4 separate regions of the Mus musculus genome follow, and regions 1, 3 and 4 are each linked to region 2. The links are chromatin loops, found by intact Hi-C in ENCODE. Cell type or tissue: heart. All regions are shown on one strand.

Evidence for each region. Peaks named below come from ENCODE experiments on the same cell type or tissue, not always from the same donor. Only the 100,000 strongest peaks of a DNase experiment are listed, where the experiment ranks them.
Region 1: it touches region 2 in a loop (11-fold over the local background); 12 of 42 quality-filtered maps call a loop at or near these places.
Region 3: a loop joins it to region 2, with 8 times the contacts of the local background. A loop is called at or near these places in 29 of 42 quality-filtered maps.
Region 4: a loop joins it to region 2, with 6 times the contacts of the local background. A loop is called at or near these places in 20 of 42 quality-filtered maps.

Annotation. Positions count from the first base shown.
Region 1 is chr10:93,942,518-93,950,517 of GRCm38, reverse strand. No RefSeq gene overlaps it. Among named protein-coding and RNA genes, the nearest start is that of Mir331, 17 kb to the left of the region's middle. In heart, a CTCF peak has its summit at 4,957; no DNase peak of the experiment used is centred here.
Region 2 is chr10:94,111,769-94,119,768 of GRCm38, reverse strand. The region is part of intron 8 of Fgd6 (FYVE, RhoGEF and PH domain containing 6); the gene reads right to left. Among named protein-coding and RNA genes, the nearest start is that of Nr2c1, 32 kb to the left of the region's middle. In heart, a CTCF peak has its summit at 3,307 (motif pointing right); a DNase peak (open chromatin) is centred at 3,288; H3K4me3 peaks cover 349 bases; H3K27ac peaks cover 1,841 bases.
Region 3 is chr10:94,031,729-94,039,728 of GRCm38, reverse strand. It overlaps Vezt (vezatin, adherens junctions transmembrane protein), which reads left to right and starts at 3,930. Exons shown (of 12, transcript NM_172538.5): 1 at 3,930-4,059. The coding sequence starts at 4,024. Fgd6 (FYVE, RhoGEF and PH domain containing 6) reads right to left here and starts at 3,728. Exons shown (of 21, transcript NM_053072.3): 1 at 3,419-3,728. The coding sequence starts at 3,434. In heart, a CTCF peak has its summit at 3,754; a DNase peak (open chromatin) is centred at 3,768; H3K4me3 peaks cover 3,201 bases; H3K27ac peaks cover 2,134 bases.
Region 4 is chr10:94,009,501-94,017,500 of GRCm38, reverse strand. All of the region lies in intron 1 of Vezt (vezatin, adherens junctions transmembrane protein), which reads left to right. Among named protein-coding and RNA genes, the nearest start is that of Vezt, 22 kb to the left of the region's middle. In heart, a CTCF peak has its summit at 4,126 (motif pointing left); a DNase peak (open chromatin) is centred at 4,100.

The sequences.
Region 1 (8,000 bases), 170 kb after region 2:
CAGTTTCGCAGGTGCTGGGATTATAGGCCTGAATCATCATGTCCTCTATGACATTTTAAAAGATGGTAATGGTCATCCCCCTCCCCCTTCCCCTGTTTGCCTGAAAGGTCTATCTTCTGTAAACATGGTCAACCATCAGACAGGAATTCAACAAGCCCTAATGGGGCTACATCTCTGCCCTCAAAATGAAAGGAGTGAATTGGCCTGAGCCAGGCTGACTCCATGACAGGCTCCAGACTAGCAGTTCAGGAGACCGGGCCTGAGTTTCTACTTCCTGGAACTGGGCAAGTCAGTTACCGGAACAATCACAGGCTTATGTAAAAGGAACCCCACCCCAGCTTGTAAAAGGACAGTTAGCCAGACTTGTGGCCAAGAGGACTCCTGAAGCAAGAATACTTAGTCTGAATCATAGCATCACCTGACCCCCAGAGATAGAACCCACCAATCAAGATCTAGATTGCCTAACCTTCCCCAATGTTCCTCTTTTTGACTTTAAAACTGACTCTGTAAATTCAGTCAGGGTCCTTCCATTCTGATGGAATTGAACCCCTGCATGCAGGAATCAATGTCCTTTGCTTTTGCATGCTATTTGAGTCTGCGGTATCATTCTCCATCAACTTATAGACCCTAACAAGAACATGCATTTTCCAGATTTGACTGTTGGAACTAGAGGATCCTTGAGATAGTGCAACCCAGCTCAATTTACAGATAAAGAAACTGGGAGATGGAAAAGTTCATGGCCCACTGATGCCTAACAGGTCAGATAGAGGTAGTTCAACACTAGAACCAAGGATTGCTCCTTTCCCTATAGAGACTCTTCCCGACACCTTTATTAAAGTGTGTCGGGTGTGTATGTGTGTGTGTGTATAAAACATAAGGTCTACTAAAGTTGCAAGGTAATTCCAACAGAGAACACATGAACACTCTTAATGCCAAATAGAAGGATTGTATTACCAGCCTGTGATTGCATGGGGAACTTACCCAAATAATGCAAGCCCTGAGCTATACTGCTTTTTCTCTTTTATCCACACAACCCTGGTAGACAGACACACTTCAGTTAGCAAGAACAGTTAGGGAGAAACAAAACTATAGAAGCCAAACAACAAGGTTAGTACGTTTAGGGACTTCCCTAGGTCCTGGAACTATGGACTAGGTCTTTGATGGATTGGATCTATGTAAAGTGTTGGGGTTTTCATGCTGGGTTCTAAGGTCAGAATGCGTCTCCAACATGATGCCAGTTGTGCTAAGGTCTAGGATCCTGTTACCCTGCTGTAGCCATTTGAAGTACAGGTCAATGGTCTAAGTAAATCCCCATTGTTATGCAACCACCACCACCTCCCATCTCTAGAACTCTTTTTCATCTTCCTAGTTGAAACTCTGTTCCCATTAAACACAACCTCCCCATTCCTCTAGTATCCCCCACATTCTATTTTCTATCTCCATGAACATGGCCATTCTAGATCTTGATAATTCTGTTTTTTTAAAGAGACACCAGTCTCACTGTGTTGCCCAGATTGCCTCAAACTCCTGGGCTCAAGCAAAGCTCCTTCTTCCCCACCATTGCCTCCGTCTCCCTGGTGACCCTGACTGTAGAAAGCACCTTCACCCCGGAGTGTGCTTGATTTTCTGAGTTACCATCAGATACCTTCCACATCATCTGTACCATTTTACATCCTGTCTCTTGCATCGTGGCCTGCAGTAGAGTAGGTAGAGAGAGGACACTGCCAATCAACTGCAGGCCAGTACTAGCTTGCTGTAACATCTTGGCCAAGCGACTCAGGCTGAACTTCTCCAGTCAGGAAGAGATGGCTGACCATTGGTTTGCTGACTTCATGGAACTGTTGTAATGTGAGACACATACAAAATGAGACATGCCAAATGCTTTATGAATTAGAATCTGCTGTATACTGTTAATCATTTGGACTAGACTTGAGCAAAGTCCAACTCTACAGGAGAATGCAATAGAATATGAGGAAGGGAACTACTCTTTTTTTTAAAGATTTATTTATTTATTTTATGTATGTGAGTGCACTGTAGCTGTACAGATGGTTGTAGGCCTTCATGTGGTTGTTAGGGATTGAACATTAGGACCTCTGCTCCCTCTGGTCAACTCTGCTCACTCAGTCCCTGCTCGCTCCAGCCCAAAGTTTCATTTATTATTATACATAAGTACACTGTAGCTGACTTCTGATGCACCAGAAGAGGGCGTCAGATCTCATTACAGATGGTTGTGAGCCACCATGTGGTTGTTGGGATTTGAACTCAGGACCTTCAGAAGAGCAGTCAGTGCTCTTAACCGCTGAGCCATCTCTTCAGCCCAGGGAAATGCTCTTTAAAGATGCTTACTGTCCAACAAGAGATGTGGCTCTCTTTCTCTCTAAAGCATATGCATTCGGCTTCTAAATAAAAAACATGATTGCTAAGCATGCATGCTGGGAAGTAGAGAAGGTGTGACAGCTGGTCAGGTAGATGATGCTTGCAGTGCTGTGTTGGTAGCATTCGAGCCTGTGTTTACAATCCTCCACAAGCATTTCCCTTAGAACAACGTGGCTTACTCCTTCTGATTGATGAGAGAAGTTCCTGAAACGTGTCCAACAGATTCCTTAGCCCGTAAGTAAACCATAACCTCTAAAGAATCAAGAGTGGACTCTCTATTAGGAAATTAAACAGTGGTGGCACAGACCTGTAATTCCCGAACAGTGGAGGCTAAGGAGGCAGACTGAGAGTCCCATCTCAAGAAAGCAAAAGAAAACAAACAAAACAAAAGATGTGCAGTGGCTTTAGGAAAGAGCACAGAGCTGTCGGGTTTGACTTTAAATTCTAAATATTAAGTTCACTTTATCACAAATAAACTGTGTGCCAATATTGATCCTGAAGGTACTGGAGCGAATATAACAAAAATAACAGTCTCTACCTTCATATGACCAGAGCCAGAACTAAGGCTCTCAGGCGGTTAAAGCAGTGTTGACAAGCTCTGTAACTACTTACAGAACCAAGCTACTGCCACAATTACAGACACTTTTTCTGGACATAAGGGACACCACCCCACAGACTTACTTTCTCTCTCTTTTTTTTTTTGTAAAGCATCTTATTTATAATTTTTATTATGTATTATGAGGTAAGTTATTTTTATTATTAATTATGTTATTATTTACATCTCAAATGGTGCCCTCCTCCCAGCCCCTCCTCGAAGAGTTCTTCTCCCCTTCCCTCCTCCCCTTCACCTCTGAGAGGGAGTCCCCATGCCGGCATCCCCCATCACTAGGGCATCAAGTCTCTACAAGATTAGGCACATCCTCTCCCACTGAAGCCAGACAAGGCAGCCCCTCTGCTACATATGTGCCAGGGACCTCAGGCCAGCCCATTTGCTCTTTAGTTGGTGGCTTAGTCTCTAGGTGCTCTGAGGGGTCCAGGTTAGTTGACACTGTTGGTCTTCCTATGGGGTTGCCATTCCCTTCAGCTCCTTCAATCCTTCCCCTAACTCTTCCATAGGGTCCCTGACCTCAGTCCAATGCTTAGCTGTGAGTATCTGCATCTGTCGCAGTCAGATGCTGGTAGAGCCTCTCAGAGGACAGCCATGCTAGGCTCCTGTCTGCAAGCACAACACAGCATGTAATAGTGTCAGGGTTTGGTGCTCACCCATGGGATGGATCCCAAGTTGGGCCAGTCACTGCTCGGCCATTCATTCAGTCTGTGCTCCAGTTTGTCCCTGCATTTCTTTCAGACAGGAACAGTTTGGGGTGGAAATATTTGAAGGTGGATTGGTATCCCTATCCCTCCACTGGGGGCCCTATCTAACTCTTGGAGGTGGTCTCTTCAGGTTCCACATCCCCACTGTTGGGCATTTTGGCTAAGGTCATCCACATTGAGTCCTGGGAGCCTCCCCCATCCCAGGCCTCTGGGACATGCCTGCCCGCCAGCTATTTGATATTGTTGCTGTAACATGCCTGCCAGTCATTGACACAGAAAAATAATTTGACTCAGAGCAGGATCATGCTGACCACATACCCTGTTATGTTCTGTATGTTATAGGGCTTGTTAGTCTTTAATAATTCCACAACTATAAGCCTCTCATAGGGCCCATCAAATTAAAGGTCAATATGAACTGTTATGTCTAAAACGGCTTGAGTCAGGGCTAACCACTACGCGGTACTACCAGCACCTGTGTATAAGCTCATTGTGGGTTTTGTGGTTTTAGCCTTTTATAAGCTGAGCTTGAGAAATGTCCAGCACACAGCTTTTAGCTCTCGAGCCTGAACTGTTGCTCTGGTCAATCAGCCTTTACATGGGTGTTCAATAAACCATCCCTGTCTGACTGAGATCAGTGTTCGTGTGGCTTGTGGGGCCACTTCCTGGTAGCCCAGTAGTTTCCACAAGTCACACTGAGTCAGAAGTTTCTATTTGCCTCACTTCTGTCTTTCCCGCTTGAAGACAGGGATCAATAGAACAAACAGACCAGTGTAAACCTGTGACCTGGAGGTTTGGCAATAACATTCCCTAGTGACAGTCATGTTCCTCCTGGGAGCCCTGGGGTGACAAATGGTATTGTAGCAGATGCATACGTGCCTGGAGAATAAATCCTCCCTCACCAAGACGGGCAGCTGACGTGGACTGTCAGCTCAGTGTCCACAGTGAGCTCTGCAAACTTCCTGCCTTCATTAAACTATTAGAAAAGTGTAGGTTCATTTACTGTGACGATCTTATCTATCTTCAAAGAAATTGAATCTTAATGGGATAACAGATGATTCCTCCCACACACACACACACACACACACATTTTCCACTGAAAGTTACAACATAAATCCATTCGGCCTCATTCTAAGAGCCGACATGAAGCTGTGCCTATCCAGCTGACCCTCCAAACACCATCTGCCTGCAGTCTTCCCTTTTTAGGGGCCTGGAGTTTTCTGGCTCAAGGACAAGACACGTTTATTTCCAATGGATCAACACTGTCACCCAGTGGACAGAGAGACAGTTCAGCAGGCTGAAGTGTAAACCTTCTCTCGGCTTGACAGCCAGGGTTTAAATAGGAACCTGGTTGTTTCAGAGGGTCAGGAGTGGGTGAGTTGTCCACTTTCCCCCTGTCAGGAACTAAACTAACTTCATTCAGCTGAGAAGCCTTGGATCTAGATGTCAGGTGAGTACAACTTAACCAGGATGTGTGTTTCCTCTCAACCATCTCCTCTGCCAAGATTCCCAGGGTCTAATAGGCTGACAGGAGCTGGGTGATCATTAGTGAATCACTCCTCAAGTAAAATAGCCTAGTGAAGTAAACTGTGAACTTTGAAAGCAGCCGGAGTTCAAACCTGGGTTCCACTACTTGCCTGTGTGGCCTCAGGCAAATTACTCTGCTTCTCTTACTTACAAAAAGGGGATTGACTGATTAATACACATTTTCATAGTTTTACCTAAGGGAATACTATATATTACTTTACTTGTGTAATGTAAGAAATGAAACAAATATCCTATTTTGTTTGTTTGTTTCTTTTAAGGGATACGGAACTCATAAAATGACTAGAAATGTCCAGCAAGGAAACCGCGCTTGCTTCAGCTCCTGACCCATCGTGGGCATCTATTAGTCCCACAGTTTGGCCTATCTGTCACTGTATGTTAGCTTTGCCCTCTCTAGAAACTTGGATGAGGCTATTTTACTTACGGAGTGGTTCTACTTGGTTGGAAATGGCTATTTCCTCGCTAGCTTATGTGCATGCACTTCTTAAAAGTGAGACCTGACCTGCGTCACTCCAGTAATGTCCGTGCCGACTCCTAAGGTGGGCTGTGCAGTCTTGAGTTTTGCTCTGTATGAGTAGGCAAAGGGAAGGAGAAGCCCAGGCAGATGCAAATCGTTCTGGTGTGTGAAGGGGGGGGGGGGGGAGCGACCAGGAAATCCTTGTGGGAAGTCAAGCTTTCTAGCTTCTCATTCATTCAAAGACATGGTATTTTTCCCTACTAGGTTTCAGACAGGGCCACCAGACCCATAAACAAACGATGACACACTCCCAGGAAGCTATTTAGGGCTCCCCGAGGGCAGCGCCCTAAAGACAACTCACCAGGAGCAGCTGGTGCTTTGCCAGACTCCAGGCCTTTGGCGTTTGCAGGCTTAGTCTGATGAAGGGCAAGCCTTTCAAGCTCTGATTCACCCCTCAGCATAGTTCTGGGGTTAGCGTGGGAGCCAAGCAGTGGGAACTTCCACTGGATCCAAAGGGAAGGTCTTAGAGCAGCAGTTCTCAGTCTGTGTGTCACAACCCCTTCAGGAACTGCATATGAGATACTAACATTACAATTCATAACAGTAAGACAATTACAGTTATGAAGTAGTAATGAAATGATTCTTATGGGGGGTGGAGCACCACACCATGAGGAACTGTATTAAAGGGTTGCAGCATTAAAAGGGTTAAGAACCACTGCTGTAGAGGCTAAGTAGGAGAACGGCACGGTCATGTCCGTGTGTTTAAAGAACACGTAACTGTGGTCTTTTCCACCCATGTCCCAGTTCCTGAATAAGAACTTGCAGGCTTACCCTATGGGTGGAGCAACATTATGAACTAGCCAGTGCCCCGGAGCTCTTGACTCTGGCTGCATATATATCAAAGGATGGCCTGGTCGGCCATCACTGGAAGGGGAGGCCCATTGGACTTGCGGGCTTTGTGTGCCCCAGTGCAGGGGAACACCAGGGCCAAGGGGGGGGGAGTGGGTGGGCAGGGGAGTGGGGGTGGGTGGATATGGGGGACTTTTGGTATAGCATTGGAAGTGTAAATGAGCTAAATACCTGATAAAAAATGGGAAAAAAAAAGAACTTGCAGGCTTATTATTTATTAATAAAGACCTAGGCCTTAAGCTAGGCTTGTTCCCCGACTAGCTCGCAACTCAATCATCCTATTATTCTATGTCTGCCAAATGGCTGGTTACCTCTCCTCAGTTCATAAGACCGACTTCCTCCGAGCCCGAGTGGCAAATCCTCCCACATGACTATTTCCCAGAATTAGTCTCTCCCCCCCCCGCCCCCGCCAGATGTCCCACGTTCTAATCCTGCCTCAAAACTAATTGGCTAGCAATTTTTTTATTGACAAATGGTGTTTTTACAAATGCATAAGAGATTATCCCTACAAGAACACCCTGTAATGGGAACAAAACACCCATGGAAGGAGTTACAGAGACAAAATTTGAAGCTGTGACGAAAGGATGGACCATCTAGTGATTGCCATATCCAGGGATCCATCCCATAATCAACTTCCAAATGCTAACACCATTGCATACACTAGCAAGATTTTGCTGAAAGGACCCAGATATAGCTCTCTCTTGTGAGACTATGCCGGGGCCTAGCAAACACAGAAGTGGATGATCACAGTCAGCTATTGGATGGGTCACACGGCCCCCAATGGAGGAGCTAGAGAAATTACCCAAGGAGCTAAAGGGAACTGCAACCCTATAGGTGGAACAACAATATGAACTAACCAGTACCCCGGAGCTCTTGTCTCTAGCTGCATATGTATCAAAAGATGGCCTAGTCGGCCATCACTGCAAAGAGAGGCCCATTGGACTTGCAAACTTTATATGCCCCAGTACAGGGGAACGCCAGGGCCAAAAAGGGGGAGTGGGTGGGTAGGGGATTGGGGGGGTGGGTATGGGGGACCTTTGGGATAGCATTGAAAATGTAAACGAGGAAAATACCTAATTAAAAAAAAAGAAAGATATAAAAAAAATAAATAAGTAGGAAATATTGGAGGGACCAAGACCAGAAGCAATAAAACCAGATAGAGATGACGTGGGAGACAACAAAGGCCCCCATATGAGCAGAAGCGATTGAATGTTTGCCGGGGAGGAAGTCAGAGTGATAAAGACATTGAGAAAATCCTAAGGCTTTGCACACAGCTACTGAGTTCAACTGGTAGAGCCGCTCAGAGCAGAAGAGGCTTTCAGGATCCACATCGGACTCAGTTGAAAAGAAAAATGTATTAGTGGTGCCTGCCATAGGCACAGCACTAGAGAATATTGGAAGA
Region 2 (8,000 bases):
CATATAATAAAAAATAAATAAATCTTTAAAAAAAAAAAAAGAAGACGGTGTGTCATCTCAGGACTAACCCATCTCACCTAAGGCACACCAAAAATGCAATCCAGGTTGCCTAACGTTTCCTTAGTATGTTTGGTCCACCATACAGGAACCACCTTACTCTCAATACCTACTATGAAATCTCAAGGCATTAATACACCAAAGGCCCAAGAGACAGATTTTTCAATCTAATAATCTACCGATACTCAATAACCAAAGTAACTCCCCATGTGTTCTAAACCAGTGCTTTCCAAAGGCAGCTACCTCTGCCCTCGGGGGACATCTGAGAGTGTCAGGAGACATTTTCCACTATCTCGGCTAAGGGGGAAGGGTGCTACGGGTAATCTGATGGTTGGAAGTTAGGGATCTAGGTGAACAATCCTGATACAGCCTCACAGCCGATAACCCAAATGTCAATATGGCTTTGGTCGTGAAACCCTAGGCTTGATGAACATGGTACGCAAACAACAGAAACGACACAGTGTGCTATAATATGGGGAAAAGCTCTAGTTAATGAATCACTGGAAATCGAGGACACTGCCCTTGTTATCTATCTAGTTTCTTTCTTCCTATCTCACCATCCCCCACCGCATGGTCTGTTGTGTACTTTGTGTGTGTGTGTGTGTGTGTGTGTGTGTGTGTGTGTGTGTGTGTGTGTGTAAAGCAGGGTCTTGGGCATGTTCTATCACTGTCCTTCAACTGAACAGCTTCCCAGGCTCTTCTCAGACGCCCTGTCTCCTTTGAACAGGACATGACATATCAGTTACTCACTTCACGCTGCTCTCGTTTTGGAGATCCATATCCCATCACCCACTACCACACAGCAAGTCCTCTAAATAAAGGCTGACGCCAATGAACCCTAACACCAGTAGAGGTGTAGAAAACGGGAAGAGAACAGCACGTTTAAAAACTGCGTGTGTAGGACCTAGTCTCTTGTTTAACAGTATCAGGAACAGATACGCTTTCTGCCAGTAGATTCACAGGTCATGCTCACAGGCAGATATGGAAGCCTGGATGCTAGCACGGGTTTTCCAAATGTATTGACAACAGATGCACTCCAACTGCTGAACCTCCCCGTCTCTGCGATAATGACCCAAGAGCCCGTGGAGTCCGGATATGCATATTATAACTATCCATGGTGGAAATCCTTCCTTAGTGTTACATGTGACCACAGTAAGCTCCCCTGAGGCATGGCAAAGCTTCCGTCTTGCCAGGGGAAGTCACTAGAAATTTAGATCTGAAGGCATCCAAAACGCACAGGGAGGAAGGCATGCGGCTGATGATATATAAAAGAAATCACGAAGATTATTGAAATATTCTGCTTACACACTAAGCTTGACCTTCTCTCAGATTTAAAAAAAAAAAAATGCTTGTTAAGCCAGGCACAGTGGCTCATGCCTGCCACTCTAGCTCTTAGGAGCCTGAAGAAAAAGGGCTGTCTGGGGTCTAAGGCTACCCTCGATTACATGGTTGCGTTTCAGGCCAGCCTAAGCAACAGAAGGAGAGGCTCTGTCTCAGTAAGACAAGACAAGTTATTTTCACATTGACTCTACTCAGAATACATTCCATACATAAGCCATGTTTGATGAATCAGAGCTTAGCAAGCCTATGACTAAAAATGCTAGGGTCAAGACCCTATACAATGCTTCATGCCTGTAACTCCAGCACTTGGGAGGCGGGTGAATTCAAGGCTAACCTCCAGAACAGTGAGACATTGTCTCAAAAGCAAACAAAACAAATGTTAGGGTGGCCAGGAATTCATCCTTTAAAAACAACAACAACCAGTTAGTTAGTTGTATCTGTGTGAGGCACATGCATGCCACGATGAACATATGCAGGTCAGAAGACAAATTATAAGGGCCAATCTCTCTTTCTAGTATGAAGTTTTGGAACTGAACTCAGGTCATAAGGACTGGCAGTAAGTACCTTTCCCTCTGAGGCATCCTGCCACCCCAAGTTTCCTTTTTAATAGATATTCCTAACATCCAAGTGACTTCCCTTAAGCTTGTAGTTAGCTGAAGAGTCTTGATAGGAAAGCTGATTGACCTAAATGCCAGGCTCATGGCAAGTTCCTCTTCAGTTCTTGCTCATCTACATAGAAATATATTCCTAGAGAAGGAATTGCTCGTTTACCCAAGGAAAGCTTCCTGGAAGGCGTGTATTAGGAGAACCTGAACTCAGCTTCATTCGCCAGAGCCTGGTAAGCATTTAGGTTGCCTTCCTCTGGTTGGCTGTTTGGTTCGGACTAGTTAGTGTTCAAACTAGGCTGCTGGCCTACCAGCGTGAAGTTTTACAAACAGTTGAGTACAGTCACTACACAGAACATATACTAAAGGTGCTGCTACCACAAGCTATTTTTTAATGATTTATTTTTATTTCACGTGCATTGGTGTTTTGCCTGTATGAGTGTCTCTGTGAGGGCCTGGGATCCCCTGGAGACACAACAGACAGTTGTGAGCTGCCGTGTGAGTGTTGGGGATTGAACACCCGTCCTCTGGAAGAGCAGCCAGTGCTCTTGACAGCTGAGCCATCCCTCCAGCCCCGCTTCAACAAGCTAGTCATCAAGGAAGGAATGCTGCTAAGCTGGCCTTCTGCCAATTAAAAAAAAAAAAGTGACATCGGTGTCTACAATTCGACTTTGTAACTAACCTGCCAATCCGTCTACGGTCCCTTCAACAGTTATGAATCAGTCGGGGCCTCGGCAGCAGCCAGCGGAGGATGACTACTGAGAGAGAGTGAGTCAGGCAGCACTGAAACCTCCAGCTGCCCGTGACTGGCTACAGCCAGGGTGAAACCAGGAAGGGAGACCAGACAGACAACCTGCATCCTCATGGCCATTAGTTACCATCTCCTAATTAGGGCCTGGCCCTGTGGAAACCTTCACAGGAATCACGGGGCAGGAGATGATCCAGCTGCCAGGTTAGGCCTGTACCATCATGAGTTTCCTGCCCCGGCCTAAACTAATTAAGTATAAAGAGTTGTTTTTAAAAAAAAAGAAAAAGGAAAAAAAGAAACTGTTGCAAACCCCCATGAGACTATTGGTGCTCTTTTAAATCAAAACTAGGAAAGAAGAAAACCAGGAGTGGTGGTGCCTGCCTGTGACCTCAGCACTTGGAAGATGAAGATCATAAGTTGGAGACCTCATATTAAAAGCAGGGAGGGAGGGGGGAGGGAGGGAGGGGGGTCAGTCAGAGAGAGGTGTTTGGGGAGACAGAAATGAGAATTACTGGTATATAGACATCACGAAATGCACCTTTAGGCCACCAGGTGGTGCCATTGATTAATTAACTCTTGAGCACCCTGTCCCTTATCAGGAGCGTGAAACCATTGAAACACACCACAGGCAACCCCGAGGGATAGGAGAGCTACCTTTCTACTCACACAAGGCCCAAGGATTTGGGGGTGGGGGTGGGGTGGGGGTCCTAAAACACTCCATCTTCTTGAAGGTCTACATTTTCTACACCAGAGCTTCTAGTAAGCCTCACCCACTCTTAATTATCATCAACCAACTAAAAATAGAAACTACTCAGAGGTTAACCCTCAGTAAGTGTCAGTCATTGGCAGTACTCTAGAACTTACTGCCTCCAAAGGGCCAGAGTCCCGGACTGTGCTGAAAGTGGTTGGTGGCAGAGCACAGGAAATGAACTCTGGAGGAGGGTTGTTCCAGAGTCAAATGTTTCAAACTGAAGGACAAGGCTCGCTGTGTTAGTTCAGATTTCTTCTTTCCTCTATAATCTGCGATGAGTTTTGTGACACATGAAAGAACTGCAGGATCATGAGAGAGGACATCTATTCATGCAATGAGCCTGGCTTTACAAAGTCTCCAAGTTAGAAACCAGCAACTTGAAATTACCCTGGCCCTCCAAAGATCATGTCGTCTGAAATACGAAACAGAGGTCCACACGTCAGCAGTTTGGGAGAGACTCCTGCCGTTCTTTCTAAGGAATCAGAGGCTGAGATGTTTACTGGCTTTGGAAAGCCATTTGGCAACTGTTCTGCTAAAGGAGCGGAGCAATCAAATGACTCCTGACAGCATTCTGCTCATGGCTAGACAAGTGCCCTGCTCAGCCATCATCAGAGAAGCTCTCTCCTGCAGGGGATGCAAGCTAATAAAGAGAGCCACTAGTGGATGATATGCAGAGGGAGGAGAGGGAGGGGAAGGGGAAGAGGAAGGGGAAAAGGGAGGTGGGGAGACCTTAGAATACTCAATCCTCAAGTAGGAGGTCTCCATCAAATCCCTCCCTTCAGGGCTCAGGGAACTCTATAAGAGCCAGTGCAGATGGAAGGCACCAAGAAAGAAGACCTCTAGACCCAACAGGACTGATGCACATAGGACCTCAGAGGCTGTGGCAGCACACACAGGGCCCTTGCACAGGGCTGACACAGACAGGGTCCTGGGTGCTGGGGGTGGTGGTGGTGGTGGTGGTGGTTACAAGCTCCTACCCCTAGCCCAGAAGCCCAGGTTATTATCTCCAACTGATAACGGCTCACAAAGGAAGGCACACAGACTTCACTTAAGGGGCTGCCCCATGCCAAAAACAAAATAAACTCAATGGTATTTTTGGAGACAATTTTCTTTCTCTGGGCATTTTTTTGTTTTAACCTGATAGGTCTTTTGCTTACATACTACAGTTTCTGACTTTGAGTTTTATGGTATGTGTGTTTGTGTGTGTTTCGTGCTTTTTCTTTCTTTTCTTTTTTTTCTTTTCTGTTTGTTTTGTTTTACTCTAGCTTGTTTTTTTGAAGAGAGAAAAGAAGGCATGAAGTTGGGTGGATGGGGAAGATCTGGGCTGAGATCAAGGAGGGGAAAGAGTCATCAGAATATATTGCATACATTTTTTTTTCTGTTAAAGAAATTCTTACTTCCCTGCTCTAGTAATGTCCAGCCAAGGAACAACCTTGTAGCTTTTTTTTTCCAGTTCACTTTTATTTATCTTTTTTGACCCATTCATATTTATGGTGTTGGAGATCAAACCTAGGCTTCACATGTGTTAAGCAAGCATTTGACTACTAAGTCCCTATAGCACTTCTGGATATGAACAAGAATGGGGGTGGCTAGTACTATAGTATATGACAGCAATCCAGCTACTTAGGAGACTGAGACAGGAGGATTACAAAATTGAGGGACAATAACAACACCCTGTCTAGGGTAGGGACCAACCAAATTAGACTGAAAAACAAATAAACAATACACTATATAAAATAGTGTGAAACCTACTTTAATAAAATGCATTATAAGAAATTTGGTGAGTTGAATAATGAAGAAAATTTAAACCTTGACCATCTCTCTAAAATAACATATACAATATTTTTTAAATAGGTTTTCATGCAGCCCAACTTGTCCTTGAACTCCTGATCAATAAAGCTTCCACAAATATAGGTGTGTGCTACGCAGATGGATAGTCTCTCTCTCTCTCCCCCTCTCTCTCTTTCTTTCTAAAAAAGACAGTGTCTTGCTATGGAGCACAGGCTGGCCCTGAGCTTTCAATCTTCCTGCCTCAGCTTCCTGAGTGCTGGGATTATAGCTATCACTTTCGGCATGAGCACAATTTTGGATTGTTTCCTTCTGGCTTTATAAATGCCTGGTGTGTCTTGGCAATCTATTGCCTGACAGTAGTCTTAAATCTATTGTCCAGGCACAGTAGATGCTATGAGCAGCATCTTATCTCACTCCTGAAAGTTAACAGATTTGGATAAAAGGTGTAATCGTTTTAATTCTAATGCAGATCACTGTCTTGATAATCTGTCCTTTTTTTCATATTTCAAATTGCTTTTGGGGGAAAATCACTATGAAAAATTAAGATTTTGAAAAGCAATCTCAAAAGGCTGGCCATAGACTTGGTTGACCTTGAACTCGTGACCTTCCCTCTCCCACCTCCCAGGTGCTGGTATTAGGAGAAAATGCACACACTTCTCTAAAGATGCTTCTAGCAACTTAGGACTTCTAGTCTGCTGTCCGCTACACGTCCAGTCCACTCCACACGGAAGAGCAGAACCAGCTCTGCCCCCATAACCATCAAACGTAGACGGTTTCTATTCAAATGCATTCCCAGTTATACTGAGCATACAGATCGGAGCCATCTTCAGCCTGGACTAATTCTGTGAATATGTACTAGGGAAAGTGTGTCCTTTGGGTGGACATTTAGGGAGAATCCCCTAATACCATAACTGGGAGTATGTATGATAAAATCAGCTGCATCATGGGAAGGCCCGTGCAAAGTAGAAATGTGGTTATTTAACTGGAATCTGTTTGTTAAAATAGGGGACCACCCAAACTATGTCCCTTAGTACTCAGGAATTCCTAGCCAACAGCCCAGGGCCCATGAGTACTCTCTTCTGCTACTGGGCTACTGAGCCAAGTTTCCTTGCTACTCTGAAATCTGTGGATGCTTATTTCAATCCTCGTGTAAGGCAAGATGCCAAGAACCTGGACACACTGGGCTCAGATAGTGGACACTGGTGACACCGTTACTGATTAAAAGGTACCATGACCCCTAACTCTAAATCACCCATTTTTCAAATGCCACTTCTAGTCTTTAAATATGTGGCCTAGGCCTGCCGTTATAAATGTGGCATTTGTAAACTAGAAAGGGAGCCTTTATTCTATTTTATTTTATTTTATTTCTCTTGAGACTCATGGCTTAGAATGCAAGAAACACCATTCACGAGTTAAAAAGGGCTCTTTTGTGGGTGATGGTGTTTCTTATTGAGATACAGGCTCAACCTGGACCTCAACTGAGTACCTTAATACAGGGCAGAGTCAAGGAAAAAAAACCAAAAAAACCTTTCTTATCTAGCCAAGAGTTGGACGACTTTGTCCTGAGAAGGCAGCTTCAAAGGACTCATGGCCCAACCTGAACCCACATTCATGCTGTGGTGAGATCTAATGGCACGTCTTAGGATGGGTAGACCCAGCCCCGCAGCCTTCTTACACTGGTGAGGCATGCCTAGAGTACCCTGGAGAAGAGTCACATGCAAAGGGAGCCTTCGAGAGATGACTCTGAGTTTTGAAGACTCCCTTTCTTACTGAGGGAGCAATCAAGGCTGTCTGTTGATCGATTGGGAATCTCAAGGGCACAGAAAGGGCCTCTGGCACATTTAAGCCACTCTGCAGTGTAAAGGAGCTCTTGTCCACGTGTGTCCCTACCATCCTACCAACAGAACAAAGTTAGACTTAGGGAGATGAGTGTACTTCACTATGCAGCAGCCAAGTGAAGAATAAAGCAAATCTAAGTGTCAGAATGAGCTCAAGTGTAGCTGAATTTCCATGGTTTCTCCAATTGGAACACTTCCTGTGAGCCCCCACTTCTGACAAAGACTGTGAGAGAGACTCTAGTGACATATTCTGCTCACTAAATCTCTGCCAAAACAAGTCCCAGAAACAGAGGCATTTGGCTCCTTCCAGGGAATCTGGGTCAAACTTGCACTAAGGATAGAAGAATAACTTTGTAGCGATCTCCACTGGTAGAACTTGGGTTTTCTGCAACCTTGAATGGACAAAACTGAGCAAACAAACCGGCAGACTAGATTTTCACTAACCTTTATTGTTTTGTTTCTATAAAACAGGGTCTCACTCTGTGCCTCTGGCTGTCCTGGAACTAGCAAAGCAGACCAGGCTAGCCTCAAACTCAAAGATCCACCTGCTTCTGCCTCCCAGGTGCTGGGATTAAAGGCGTGAACTATCTCACCCAGCTCCATGTTCATAAACCTTGAAATGAAATAAGAGTTTCTATCTACCAGGAATCGTGGTAGTAAATCCCAGAAGTATTAACAACCTTTGTGACTTTATCACCATGGAAATCCCAGATATTTTATGACGGCTTATGGTTGAGGCAGACAACACAGAATACTGCATACTCTTACTGGCACTGGCTCTAAATTACTCCATCTCCCATCAGATACTATTTAATTCAGTACTGAAGAAGCACACTTGGCTGGGAGGATGCAATGTTCAAGGTCATCCT
Region 3 (8,000 bases), 80 kb after region 2:
TCTGAAGGCTAAAGAGATGACTCAGTTGTCAAGAGCCCAAGACATGGGCTGGCGAGATGGCTCAGCAGTTAAGAGCACTGACTGCTCTTCTGAAGGTCCTGAGTTCAAATCCCAGCAACCACATGGTGGCTCACAACCACCCGAAATGAGATCTGACACCCTCTTCTGGTGTGTTTGAAGACAGCAACAGTGTACTTATTTATAATAATAAAGAAATCTTTGGGCCGGAGCGAGCGGAGCCGACTAGAGCAAGCAGAGGTCCTGAATTCAATTCCACAACCACATGGAGGCTCACAACCATCTGAACAGCTACAGTGTACTCACATACATAAAATAAATAAATCTTTAAAAAAAAAGTGCAATACATACTGTTCCTATAGAAGAGCGGAGTTCAGTTCCTAGCACCTATGTGGCTAGGGTAGAGAGTGGGGGTTGGAGAGTTGGGAAGGGTTACAACCGACTGGAACTCCAGTTCTAGGGAATCCAACAACCTGCTCTGAACTCTGCTGGTGCCTGTGCTCACACGCACAAACCTCTACCTACTACACACAAATATATATACATACATATTTTACAAATAAATCCCTTTAAAAGATGATGTTTTCAAAAGCAAGCAGGGTGAACTTCAATAGGATCATTGTGTAATTCCTTAATGACTAATAGGAACAAGTGAGTGCCAAGTCACTGGTACAGCAATATATGAAACCTTTCCTTACTGTTAGTTCTTTATTTTTAGTTTTCGGAGACAGGCTTTGCAATGTAGCCCTGGATATCCCTGAACTGCAGTCTTCCTGGCTCACCCTCTCTGGTCCTGGGATTACAGAGGCACAACACTATGTCAGCTTCATTACTATTTTTTAAAATTATATATTATGTGGTGTGTGTGTGTGTGTGTGTGTATGTGTGTGTGTGTATTCCACTGCATACATGTGTTAGATGAAAACATGTAAGACTTGGTTCTCTCTTTTCATCACGTGGGTCCCCAGTGCCCAAACTCAGGTCAGCAGGCTGTGACAGGAAGAGCCTAACCACTGAGCCATCTCACTGGCCCTTATTATTTGTAATGCTTTGAAAGAAGAATGGCTCAAAACAACACCAATAAGACATTATGTTATGATTCACTCCAATGCTCAAAACCTATAGTCAGTACACACTGTTTGGAAATGAATGCTGCACCTCTGGATCTTGATATTAATATTAACATCCAGACCCAAATGCTTCCTTAGAGCAATTCGGCAAATCTTCTATTTACACAGCTGTCTGGCTGCAGGGGAAAGCGAAGGTAGAAAGGACCACTGCTGTCTTACTGCTATAAACAGATTTGTCATCTGTTACACACAGGTGGCCGTGGCTCACGAGCACACTCTCTCTCTGGGCTATTCCACGAGGCCCCAAACAAAACCGTACAGGCATGAATGAGAATAGTGAGATGTTTATGCACACTATGATGGAAAGCTACTTTTAATTAACTCTCTTTTATTCCATGTACTACTCAGAATACTTCAAAAAATCTCCTCTATGAGCTCACACTTCAACCGCTGTATAAAAACAAGCAAAACCAAAGCAAACTCTTCCTCGGGACACCTGTCACTTAAAGGTGGTACAACAGCCCCCTAATAATAAATTAGGCCACCCTTCCCAACTACACTAGATCAGGCTAAAACTAACGCTCTGCTTCATTAGTAATTTTCCCCAAAGCTTTAATAAATTTCATTATTATGAAACCCCCCCCCACACACACACACACGACTAGCAAGGAAATGTATGTATAACTTCATATAATGGGCAGGAAAGAGAAACCTCAGTCCTCTTCCGTATCCCCCTAGATGTAACAAAAACTTACAATAAATCTCATCAAATCGGTGAGCAAAAAAGTAATGATTCTCAGCAAGCCATTCTTAAAAAAAAAAAAAAATCAACTCACTCAGCTAGACACAGGAAGTGTCTCTCTTTTAAATACCACAAAAATGCTGTGGATTTCCTTAATTGTAAAGTTGATAAGTATAAAAATAGCTAGCCTTGTTCTGGATTAATTTGAAGAAAACAATCGTAAACTTCCTGACTGAATTCTAGAAATTTTAATTATTAAGTTTTAAGTTTTTATTTTAAATTAATTATATTAATTCAGTCATTTTAAAAAGCTGAACGATGGCGAGGGTACAGAAACTTGGGCTGAAAACGATCCGTTGTTTAAATGGAACACATCCCAAAACTGAGAGAAACGTTTGTAAATAACTCAGTGCATGATGATCACGTGATGAATGCACATCACTTCAAAGAGAATAAAGGTCTCACTTTCTTATTGTTACTAATTTCTTGCCTGTTTGAAGTAATCCGGATTTTGCCTAGCAGTGTGACTCCTTCAAGGCTTTAGAAGTACAAATCAGAACATTTAGTGTGTGTGCTCTCCTGACAGTTTTCAAGTTGCAGGAATGTTAAACAAACGCCAAAAAAAGCAAAGAAAATTTAATCTGATACTTAAGTGCTAATTCTAGACCTAACTGAAGTGAAACTTACGCTCTTTTACTACAAAATCTCTCATCAAAGTTTCTTCTGATGTGGATAAAGATGCCTTTAATATATCCCATACCTTATTAAATTCTGGCTTTGAAAATGTGCTGTGTTCTTATAAAGAGACTGTCCCTTGGACACAAATTTGGAAGATTAGAAACTGTTCCTTAAAAAGGTCACAACACAATGAGCCAAAGTGCTTAAATTCACACAAAGGTAAGGAGAGGCTTTGTCATTTGGGTGAGTGGAAAGGAGGCAGACTGAAAATAGGGCTTTGTTTACACAGTCCAGGTACGAGGGGGGTGGGGGGGGGAGGAAGAAAGGAAGGAAGGAAGGAAGGAAGGAAGGAAGGAAGGAAGGAAGGAAGGAAGGAAGGAAGGAAGGAAGGAAAAGGTGAAGATGAGCAAAAAACAGGGAGGGGTAGGTGCAGGGGAGGGGGCAACTCGGTTTTGTTTTATTTTACCAACTAATAGTCCATACTCACTCAGGTAATAGGGCTCAAAACACCAGGGTGCAAACAGCTCTATCCAACCCTCCTTACAAGCGCGAAGAGTTTCAGTCAATAAATACTAGGTTTTCAAGCAACGCGGGCTAGTGGCGGAGTTTCTTCAACTCGCTGGAAAACTGTCCTAGCTTAGAATAACTGACTCCTCCACACCGGACTCCACGCTTCCCACACCGCGCACAGGCAGCGACAGCGCCTAAGTCACGGAACCCGAGCAAGCTCCGCGACGCCGTCCCATCACCTGGGCTCAGGGGTGGGGGACGCATCCCGGGGACCCCACAGCGGGCGCGGGCGACCGGCGCCAGTCCCGCACCGCCCACCCGCGGGGAACGCAGCGGGAGCCGGAGCCCGCCGGCGCCCGCCGCGACTACTCCCCAGCCCGGCGCGAGCGCAGCCACTTACCCGCGGCAGAAGTCATGACTGCCCCGCGCGGCTCACGCCCTCAGTCCATGGCTCCCGTTCAGTCCACACTCCCCAGAGTTTGAGCAGAAGACAAAAGTCCCCGCAGCGCCCACATTCCGTCCCGCACCGCCTGAGCGCCTCACAAAGGACGGACGCCGGCTCCCGCGACCCTCCGGCGGACCCGGGCGCTAGCGGCCAGCGACAGGGGGACGTGCACGAGCGCCGCTCCGCCGCGCTCCGGGACGATCGCCAGGCGCGCGCACGAGAGGAGATCGCAGCGGCTTCGCGGACGCGCGCCCCACCTCAACTTGAGAGAAAAATCCGCGCTCCAGGCGCCCCCTAGTAGTCAGGGGATGTAAAAGGCAGACAAAAGCCATAGCTCTCTCCAATAGGAGCTCTGGAACGCCCGCCCGCTCCCGCCCCTCCAGCCTACACGCTCACCCTCTTCTCCAATAAGCAGGTCGGAAAGGGGCGTGGGTCGCGATGCATGCCGGGAGTTGTAGTTTTCAGTGCCCCCGAGGTGGGCAGGAGCCGAAGCCTGGGTGCTGCCCGCCCTCCTGCCTTCATTTCCCATCGTGCTGAGGCGGGTGGTATGGCGGAGAAGGATGACACCGGAGTTTGACGAAGAGGTGGTTTTTGAGGTGAGGAGAAAATGGCGGGGAGTGTGGACCGTCTTTGTTTCCGAAGGACTAAAGGAAGAGCGAGAAGGCAAAGCGATTCAGAGGGGAGGGATAGGGTGACGGGCGCCTGCGGGCCTGGGTCCCCAATCCTCCGCTGTTTCGGGGCCTACTTGCTGCAGCCGCCTGACAGGTATAGCTCAGGGGATCCTGGCGTGGTTGGCCTCTGCCCCGAGCTCGCCCAGAATTCCCAGACCCGGCGCAATTGACCGGCCCTGGGCGGGAGCCTTGATCGGTTCTTACCCTATGGCTGCACCGCCCTGGACTGCGCCTCGTTGGGGCGGGGCCGAAACGTGCTGGATATTCTGTCTACTACTTAACCTCCTTCCCTTTTTATCTTTGATTTTTGCGGGCCTGTTAATCCATAAGTGCCTCCGGTCATCATCATCATCATAATCATCATCATCAAGGTGTGGCCTCTGGAATGCAGGCAGGCAGCAGGTGCCTTTCTATGTGGGGTTTAAGGTCTGTTAAGTGAGACCTGTGGCCAATGGTGTGAGCTCTGGCGTCTCAGCACCTAGGTTCCATTCTTTTGTCCTTGCTGTTGCGCTAAGTGTAGCCAGTTCTGAATGGAAGCTCTGGTCTGGATGTGAATGCTTTTGTGTTGGACTATTTTAAGATGTCTCTGCCATCTTGAATTTAAAAAATAAAGCCTAGTTAATGGCTTTAGTGCCATTTTTACCCCATCAGACAGGTCAATACCCACACCCTGGAACGTGTATGTGTATGTATTGAATATGTATGCCATACTTTCCCTCAGCCAACTAGATTTCAGGGAATTCATACAAGAGAAAGAGAAGAAATCCCCCGTGGTGTATAATGGGAGGGTGAGGTACGGTACAGAATGTGAAGTATTGAGATATCTAAAAACTGCCCGTGGAAGCATAATTTGGAACCCATTGTCCACTCATAGCACTTTAAAAAGCTACACACAGCAAGTGATACCCTAGGTAAATCTTCAGCTCTGAATGAAATTAGGAAGATTGATGGGAGAAAATGTACTCCAGGAAAAGGGTTTTATGTATGCCAAAGATCGGGGTGGGGTGACAATACTGAACGTGCAGCTTTAGGGGCTGGAGTATGGAGGGTTGCAAAGTGACTTAATATAGCTACAGTATCGAGGAGGGAAATATGACTGCTTTGCTATTATGAAGGGTCTAGATATGAGGACTTGAGTAGAGAGGACAAAGGCATACATTTTGGAAGTCAGAAAAATTAATACTGACTTGGATATTCATCTCTAATATGAAATTGAGGGAATGGCTACAGATTGAATGTGGGAGATAAAGAGGAGAAAAAAGTAGGTGGCTGAAATTTTTATTTTTTTACCCTGCTTTCTTTGGTTTCTGGACATAATAAGTGTGTTTTTGGTTTGCAGAGTTTTATTGGTCTGGGGATGTAGTTCAATGGGTAGAGCGCTTGGCTTGAATGCACAAGTCTCTTGGTTCAATTGGCAGCGCCACACAAACCTGATAGGGTGGTATACACGTGCCTGGGATTCCAGCACTCAAAAGGTGCTTTTAAGAGCATCATAAGAACTTCAAAGTATCAGCTACTTAGTGAGTTAGAGACTAGGGTGAGATAGGAGAGACCCTATCTTAGAAAACATTTTGTTACAAAAGATAAAAGCAAAAAAAAAAAAGATCTTGGAAGTTTCAAATGTGTGACTATGTTTGCATGGGGTTTTGTTTTGGTTTGGTTTGGTTTTCTAGTGTGAAAGATGTACCACAGAGTTTTGAATCTATTTTTATGTAAATTTAACTTTGTCATTAATCTTGTTCCCACTCATCCACTCCCTTTTCTTTTCGGAGATAGAAAGGGTCTTAGTATGGAATCCAAGCTGGTCTTGAACTTTGAACTCTCCCATCTTAGCCTCCTGGTATTATAGGTGTATCCCATCATGTCCCACAATAATATAAACATTATGTTTCTTAGATTTACATTTATAGATTTATTAAGCATTTAAAAATTTGGTGCTAGGGGTTGAACTCATGGCTTCCCCATGCTTAATAAGTACTCTCAGCCTAGCTTCTTAAAAATTGATTTACATGAATTCTCCTTCTGTTTTCTTTTCTGTTGGTCAGTGCATTGCTTTTATGTTTTATTATTTTATGTGCATGGATAGTTTGCCTGCATGGATGTCTATGCACCACATGTGTGCTTGGTGCTCTTGGAGACTAGAAGAGTGTGTGAGATCCCCTGTAACTAGAGTTATAAACAGTTGTGAGCCTACATGTGGGTGCTGGTGACTGAACCCCCCAGCCCCCGTCCTCTGGAAGAGCAATCAATGCTCTTAACATCTCGTTAGCCTCTGCATGAATTATTCATCTACTGCTTTGCCATTATCATATGTGTAGACTTACTGTTCCAGCTCTCTGCTTAACTTTTTGATTATTGTCACACGAGAGTATACATAAGGCATATACACATACCAAGAGCGTACACAACGATGGGTGTGCGAATAATAAGTGGAACATCACTAACACCACTGCCTCCTTCCTGCTGTTTGTCAGTTTCTGGTTCCCACCCTAAGGATAAGTACTACTCAGAACTGTAATGACTAACCCAGATTAGTTTCATCTGCTCTTACTGTCTGTACACTGTCAGGCATCACTTACATACTTTCTTTTTCTTTTTCCTTGCTGCTTTGTGACATTCATTTATATAATTACCTATGCATTTTTTTGATACAGTATTCCATGTGACTATATGGCTCTTTTTAATCAGGTCTTCTGAGGGATGTACATTAGGTAGTTTCTGCTTTGAAATTGTTGTAAATAGTATTACTGAGGACTTTTCTTTATTACTATTATTAATAATATATGTATGAGTACATTGCCTCTATCTTCAGACACACCAGAAGAGAGCATCAAATCCCATTACAGGTGGTTGTGAGCCACCATGTGGTTGCTGGGAATTGAACTCAAGACCTCTGAAGAACAGTCAGTGCTCTTAACCTCTGAGCCAATGTGCGGTTTTGGTAAGCATATTTTTTTTGTTGGGTATATACTTAGAACTGAAAATGCTAAATTATAGAAAAGAGATGTATTTGCCTTACATAGATACTCTAAAGCAGTTATGGACACTCCTGTCAGCAGCATGTAAGAGGTCTCCTTATACCATATCCTCACCAGCACTCTTTCAGCTTTTGTATCCGTCTGATAGATGTGTATTGTTACTTTTGTGTGTTTTTCATTTCTGTATCGTCAGTATGGAACTTAAGATGACCACTGTGAGTCTTTATATTGGTTTTTCTCTTACTATTAAAAAAAACTGTGTACAAAGGTACAATTCCTTCATTATATATCTACCCGACATCTCTTAGGGTATATGTATGTGGCTTCTGCACATTTTTAAAAGTAAATTTTTATTACATGTGTGTGTGTGTGTGTGTGTATGTGTGTGTGTGTATGTCAGAAGCCAATTTGCAAGTGTTGATTCTCAGCTTCTACCATGTAGGACCTGAAGTCAAATTCATGACGTGGCAGCAAGTCCCTTTGTCCACTGAGCCATCTCAGTGGCAGCTTCTGTACTCTTAACAGTTCATTGCAAAGAATACAGTCTCCTAAATTCATTCAAATCCACTTGATCTTTTTTTCTTGTATGTATGGATAATGCTCCAAGGAAATACTCGTGTAACCCTAAAATCACAAAGATGTTTTCTCTAAAAGTTTTGGCCTTTTGCAATTGATCTGCTATTTTTTCCCCAATATGCATATCTGGTTGGCCTGGCATCATCATTTCCCCCACTAAAATGTGTTGCCTGTGTTATAAATTGGAGCACCACCTTGTTTTATTGAGACAGGCCCCATTACGTAGTCCTGGCTGGCCTGGAACTCACTATGTAGAATAGTTCAGACTCACAGAAGTGGTATCCTTGCCTCCTGAAAGCTGGGACCACTACT
Region 4 (8,000 bases), 100 kb after region 2:
AAGATTTCTGACCCTGTATACATGTAATGGTTTAATTGTGAAAAAGTTCTGAATGTTTTATAATCATAAATAATCCTTCCTGCTCATGAAAATGTCAATGTACTTTTGGATTGTATTGTCCGAATATTTGATTTAAAACACTGTTTGAATTCCTGACTAAAGTTTAACTTTTTTTTTTTTTTTTTTTTAGCATAGAATAGAGTTTATTTAGGGCATGGGGAGGAGAGTTAACACGCTAGTAGAGGCAGAGAAAGACAGACAGAAGGAGAGAGTAGAGAAACTTTTTTTTTTTTAAAGAAATGTTAAATCTCTGGGCAGTGGTGGCGCACACCTTTAATCCCAGCACTTGAGAGAAAGAAGCAGGTGGATTTCTGAGTTCGAGGCCAGCCTGGTCTACAGAGTGAGTTCCAGGACAGCCAGGGCTACACAGAGAAACCGTCTCAAAACTGAAAAAGAAAGAAAAAGAGAGAGAGAGAGAGAGAGAGAGAGAGAGAGAGAGAGAGAGAGAGGAAGGAAAGAAGGAAGGAAGGAAGGAAGGAAGGGAGGGAGGGAGGGAGGGAGGGAGGGAGGGAGGGAGGGAGGGAGGGAGGGAGGGAGGGAGAGAGAGAGAGAGAGAGAGAGAGAGAAAGAAAGAAAGAAAGAAAGAAAGAAAGAAAGAAAGAAAGAAAGAAAGAAAGAAAGAAAGAAAGAAAGGTAGGTAAAGAAAAGTTAAATCAGGCTGGAGGGATGGCTCAGTGGTTAAGAGCACTGACTGCTCTTAACCTGAGTTCATATCTCAGCAACATGGTGGCTCACAACCATCCCTAATGAGATCTGACGCCCTCTTCTGATGTGTCTGAAGACAGCGACAGTGTACTTACATATAATAATAAAATAAATCTTAAAAAGAAAAAGTTAAATCAATTTGGCTTGATATTAGAACAGATTTACAGGGTTTTCCTGACGTGGCAAATCCTACTTCTGCCATTTTGTACTACATATGTACACATATATACACATGGCCAGCAAATCATACTTCTGCCATTTTGTACTACATATGTACACATATATACACATGGCCAGCAAATCATACTTCTGCCATTTTGTACTACATATATACACATATATACACATGGCCAGCAAATCATACTTCTGCCATTTTGTACTACATATGTACACATATATACACATGGCCAGCAAATCATACTTCTGCCATTTTGTACTACATATGTACACATACATATTTATGTGAAGCAGCATTCTCAGCATTGGTGATGGTAAAATCAAAATATCAGTTAACTCTGGAAAATGTTGACAATGCTGTAATGTGTCCTGCAGTATCAGATAGTCATCGTGATTTAATTCTGTATGATAAGCAAGCACTTCTATCCCAATAATATACAAACTTGCTTAAAGTTTTTTAAATGGTAAAATTATATGTCTGCTAAAAACTTATTTGAAATAAATTTACAATATATTATCAAAAATATTTATTTGCTTTTTTTATATGTATCTACCTAATATTGCATAAACTTGATCAGGTAAAAAATGGAACACAAGTGGAAAATGTTTAATAAGCCCTGACCAATCAGCATAGTCATGCAGGGTTGGTTCCATGAGGCCTTGATCCTTCCCATAGATAGCAAAGTCAACAGATGCTTGAGTCTCTTATACAAGATGAGATGGTGTTTGCATGTCCCCTGTACACATCCTCCAGTGACTTCATACCTACTCTAGGCACTTAGGCTCATGATATAATGTAAGTGTTGTATACTTGTTTACAGAGTGAGGACAAGAAAAAAGTAACAATTTTGCAGATTCCAGTTTATCTTCTAAGTATCACCTCCCCATGGTTGTTTAAATCCACAGGAGTGAAATCTATGGCTATAGAGAGCTGAGTCCGTGGACACTGGTGGTGTTTTCCATGTCAGTATAAAGGAAGTCACCCAGGAAGGAACCATTTCTGAAGGAGGCTGGGTTATTTAGACACCGGCCTTTCCAAGTTTCAATCTATGGCCCCGTTCATCAGATACACATTTCTTACCTTGATGCTTACTCCAACAGATGTCTTCCAATAACCAAAATTCACTTAAATTCTATTAAATTCAAGGAGAAATAGTCTACTAATCCTTTAGCTCAGCTAGAATTCTTGCAAACCTCAAGTTTCAAAGTTAAAATGAGGGCATGGCACGACTCTGAAAAGAAACTCACCTTGCTGCCCATGGTAGTGCACACCTGTGATCCAAGCCCTCAGAAAACTGAAATAGGGTCACACTTGCAGTATGCGGCCATCTCCATGGAGACAGACGGTTCCAGGAATAGGGTTTACTCCCCATTTCTGTCCTCGGGAGGCTCTTGGATGTGCCATGCCATGAGATGCATGGTGGGAGTCTGCGGTTCTGCAAAGCTGACGATACGGAGACATCAGAGTGATGAGGCAAAGACCATTGTCAGTTCCTCCGGCCATGGTGGTTTCAGCAAGTGTGGCTGGCCCTTCTGTAACACAGCTCTTCAGTTGTGTCAACCTCCAGCCCATTTGTAGTTTGTCTTTTAATTTTTTCCTCCCCCCTGGGTACCTATACCACTTATTATTAGAAGAGTTGCCACCTTCTGCCATCTTTGACTAATTCTTCTCCATGTTCTGCTGTGTTTGAAACACATTACAAGAAATAATTTAATAGTGAAAGTATTTTATCCAGCCTGTTCATTTCTGAACTGAACTTAGTTTTAAACTAACAGCATTGACACTTTTATATAATGTTATCATAGGCTATTAAAAACAAACAATACTGCATTAAATGAATGGTTCAGGCTTTACAGAGACATTGAATAGAACCTAATATCTGGATGTTGGGCACAGGGGGTAGGGGACATCATGATGTGTCCTAAGGATAAGACCTGAATAAGCTATTTTCTTGAACTTTTTGTTCAACAAAAACTTGGAGCTTTCTTGTCTGCTTTTATTTTTATTGCAAAAATATGCTTCAACCACCAGAAAAACCCTAGCATAACCCAAACCTCTCGGCTCTTTTCCTCCCTTAGCGGAATTCTTTCTGGTGCTGTGGTGTGTGTTTCTGTCAGCTAGGATTTACAGGAACAGTAAACCACAAGGATTTCCTGAGGAGGAGCTCCCACATGCTGTGTCTGAGCTTTCTCCTATTGCTTTTGGCAGCGGTGATTCACTTCAAGACTCCAGAGTTATACTTTGTGTCCAGTGTTAATGCTTTCTTTTCAAAAACCAACCAAAATATTGTTAATTCTGTCTTGCTTAAACCGAGGAAAAGAGTTAGGCTATAACAAATCATGTGTATATCCTGCACACTTCATTTGCAAAGTTACCATCAATGTGTAGTAATGCTCATTATATGAAAAATAGATATTTCGTACATTTAATTGGTTCTTAGCACTACTGCCCCCAAACCTAAATAATAGTGGTTAGGGTGTTTGCAGTAGGGCGGGAACTCTACTTTGTCATAAGAAATTGCATTTTATATTGAATGATCAAAGTTTTCTTTAAACATGTTTATTTCTATTTTATGTGCACTGGTGTTTTGCTTACATGTATACCTGTGAGAGGGGTTTAGATCCCTGGAACTGGAGTTAAAGGCACTTGCAAGCTGCTGTGTGGGCGCTGGGAATGGAACCCTGGTCAGCCAGTGCTCTTAACCACCGAGCCGCACTCCAGTCCCAGTGATGGAGTTTTGATGCTGCCGGTTTTCACCTTTTTTGTGCTTCCTCGGCTCATCAGTCAGCTTTCCTCTTCTTCCCACTTCACTAAGAAACGTTCTGTTTCACTAAGGCTAGCCTTTCCCAGGGTAAACTATCACTAGTCAGATTTTGTCATAGCCATTTGCCTTTGCTGTAAGGATTAGAAAAGACTGTTAAAATACTTCTTGCCTTTCAATGAGCACATCTATTTAAATCTTTTCTTTATATACTTCATTCAGTAGATTTTGAAACAGAAGAGGGGAAAAAACTACCAACAAAACAAATTGCAATAAATAGAATGCAAAAACAGATAAAAAGATGCCCTGATTGGCTGGAGAGATGGCTGGGTGTTTCAGAACTGGTTCATCTTCAGGAAAGCCAGGTTTAACTCCTAGCACAACTGTCTGGAACTCTCCAGGATCCAGCGCCACCTTCTGGCCTTCATGAGCACTGGATGCGTGTGTTGCACAAACATGTGCAGACAGAACACAATAAAAAGAAATAAACCCTTTAAAAACAAGATTCCACAAGTCTTCTATTATTCCAGTTGCAGTAAGGATGCTATCAAATATATCAATCTACTCGTACTCATTTTTTCACTTGGAATTTTTTATTAAATTCATTGCTCACATTATTACTCCTAATGAGCTTATTGGTATTTTTAAGTAAAACAAATATTTTAATTTTTCACTTCTAATTTCTGACATGATAAATGTCAATAAACAGCTATATAACAGAAGATGATCTTTGGTTTCTTCAGTTTTTTAAACTATAAAGGTTCTTTTATTTGAGGAGGGGGTAAATTGTTTATTTAGGGCTTGGGTTGATTTATTTATTTATTTTTTGAAACAGGGTCTCATGTAGCCCAGGATAGCATCAAACTTGCTTTGTTGCGAGCGCTGGCTTTGAACCCTTGTCCCTCCAGTCTCTGCCTCCCCAGTGCTAGGAATACAGGTTCACCCCATAGTGTTTGGCTTCACTGGATCTTGATTTTTTTCTCTTTTTAAATAAAATACCTTCTATTCTTTGATATTTTCACATATAAACAATGTATCATTTACACCCCAACTCACTCCTTCCTCTCCCCTAGGTCCCCCCAACCCTTTTATGTCTTCTTTGTTGTTGTTAGTAACACACTGGTTCAGTTAGTGCTGCCTGTCCAGTGTGACCCATCCTGTTGACTTGACCGTGCATAGGTAACTGCAGCTGCGGTGAGTTCGTGGGTACAGTGCTTGTGTTGTGGGGATCTTGATTTTGAGAGCCACTCATGAGAATGTGCTTTCTTGAGAGCTATCAACTAATATCTAGATTATTTAGCAGTTTAAAAGAAACAGAAAGAGCATGTTAGCCCCAAACATTTTTGAAGAATTAATGTAGGACTGGAAAGAGGGCTCAGTGGTGAAAGTACTTATTTCTCTTGCAGAGGACCTGGGTTAGGTTCCTAGCACCCAAGGGCACCTCCTAGTCATCTGCAGCTTCACTTCGCAGACATCCAGGTCCCTTTCTGGTGTCTGAGGGTTTCTGCACTTACATAGTACATATGAACTCAAGCAAGCACACACACACACACATACACATAAATTTAAAAATACATCTTTTTTTAAAAAATTAATGTAAAATAATAATTTCACTAAAAAATGTTTTCTGTGTTTTCAAACCATGCTACAAGGTCTATCTGGGCCAGTTCATCTTGGCTAACATTCAGTTACACCAAAAACGGTGTCTTTTCAATTGTATGTTATTATTTGAATTTTATATTTTCTTTTGGCTCAGAAGTTACTGAAGCATAAAAGTAAAAATAAAGCTGCAATCTAGAATGCTGTGATAAATATAAAGAGTAGAGCCTTGGTGTTCGTGCAGGATCTGGGTTCATATGTGAGCAGAAGTGGTATGATTTGCACTGCCAATCACAAGTAGAAAACCACAAAAATGAAGTATATAATAGGAAACTCTAGGAATTTCATCTATAGATGTGTCCTCTCTCCCACCCGCTAAGCTTCTTCTCAGAAGAAAAGCTGGTCTCAGCAGAGACTATAACTGGCAGAGGAGGCAGTAAGTTAGGGCCATTGGGCCAGATTCTCTCCATCTTGTTTTTTGTAAGGACTGCTGTACAAAGAATGGTTTTCCTTTTTTAAATTATCAGAGAAAGTATCAAAATGATTCTATTCTGTAACATGAAAGTGGCAGGAATTCCTGATTTCCCTGTGGATAAAGTTCTGTTGGGTCATAACCACACTCCTGGGTTTGTGTCCATTGTTTCTGATTGCTTTCACTCTGAAGCATTGGGCTTGACTCTTCTACCAGAGACCATATGGCCTGCAACTCTAGAGTAACTGCACTTTGATCCATCTTATTTATTATTCTTGCCCCTGGGAGTTCTTGTGAAGAAAAGGTTCTAAAAACAAGTTAGGGGTTTTGTTTTTTTAATATATAAACTTTTCAAAAGATGAAGCCAAACAATATGCTAGTGTTCTTTTGGCACCCTGAAGTCAAAGCAGAGTAGGGCTCATAGCTCAACTTGAAAAGCACTCTTTCAATAAACAGTATAGGCGATTTTAAAAGGAACCATTTGGAAGTTGGAGTTATAGCTTAGTTGATAAAGTGCTTGCCTGTCACTGGGTTCTGTTCCCAACACACAAACTACCGGAAACAGCAGGAGGGTCAAGGTCATTCTTTTCTCTATAGCAAGTTCAGGCCAGTCTGTGCTACAGGAGACCCTGTCTTCATAAAAAAGCACACACTACAAAGCCAGTGACAGCTGAAGGTGAGTGTGATGGTGCATGCTCATATTCTAGCACTAGGGAGTTCTAGGCCCACCAGCTAGTGCTGTATTAGAAAGCCCTTGCATCAAAGAAAATTAACCATATGTACTGTTGGAAATTTAACAGTTGAATAAGGAAATAAGAAACCCTTTTCTTTATACTGTTTAAGATATTTTTCTTAAAAGTGAAATGAAAAAGCCTTTGTCTCATGTTCCCAGTCTTGCACACTGGGTTCCATCACATTCAGAACTCAAGAATAGAATCCAAAGGAAACTGACGCTAAGTTAGGCATCTCTCCTGTTTGCATAACATCTCACACAGTTCTGTAATTGTCTGTTTTCTCTGGATAAAGCTTCTTTAGTGTCGTCTTCATTTAGACCAGTGGTTCCCAACCTTTCTAATGTTGCAACCCTTTAATACAGTTCCTCATGTTGTGGTGACTCCCAACATAAAATTATTTTCATTGCTACTTCATAATTGTAATTTTGCTTCTGTTTTGAATTGTAGTGTAAATATTTGCATCTCCCTAAGGTCTTGGGTAACCCCTGTAGAAGGGTCATTCAACCCCCAAAGGGGTCACGGTCTAAAGGTTGAGACTGACTGATTTAGAGAGCTAATAAAATGTTTCTCAGTGCTCATTTACTGTAATATTTCAGAGTGTTGGCTTTGTGGTCAAATTCTTTATTCAGTCCCATCCTTCTGGCTGAGTAGATATGTTGTATCATCTAGATAAGGGAATAACATTAATAATGATACATTGAGAATGCCCCATAGAGCAGTCAGTGAGATAGGACAAGTCAGATACTTAAGGTTTTGTCACAAAGTTTGTTGTGTCAAAGTTGTCTGTAGCAAATGAGTGACTCATGCAAACCCAAGTCAAACCTTTCCTGGAGCTCCTTTGTCTGCCAGGCGCATGCCTGACAGTAACAGTTACTGCCAAAGAGGGCTATGCCCTAAAAGGACGTTTTCTGGCTCTGTCAGTTCTATACAGACCCTCCAGTAGCAACAGCCAGAGCTCCAATGAAAAAAATTAGCTCCTTCCACCTGCCCCTGAGCCAGTGGTTCATTTGGCCCTTAAAAACATTTCCTTGAGCTGGAGGGATGGCTCAGCAGTTAAGAGCAATGACTGCTCTTCCGGAGGTCCTGAGTTCAATTCCCAGCAACCACATGGTGGCTCACAACCATCTGTGATGGGATCTGATGCCCTCTTCTGGTGTGTCTGAAGAGAGCAGTGGTGTACTCATATACATAAAATAAATAAATAAATCTTTAAAAAAACAAAAACAAAAAGCTCTTTCCTTGCCCTGACCCTCTGAGAATGTCCACCATGGCACATGAGCACCCAAGATTTCCATCCTTTGCTGTTGCTGAGTAAACTAGAGTGCATTTGGAGAGTTTGTGTCTCTCTTCCCTACTTTAGCTGGCAGCTCTGTTGCTGGTTTTGGAGCTGTGTCTCTAACACTGATTGACAGGTTTTTTTTTGTTGTTGTTTTTGTTTTTTTTTTTTCCAGACAGGGTTTCTCTGTGTAGCTCTGGCTGTCCTGGAACTCA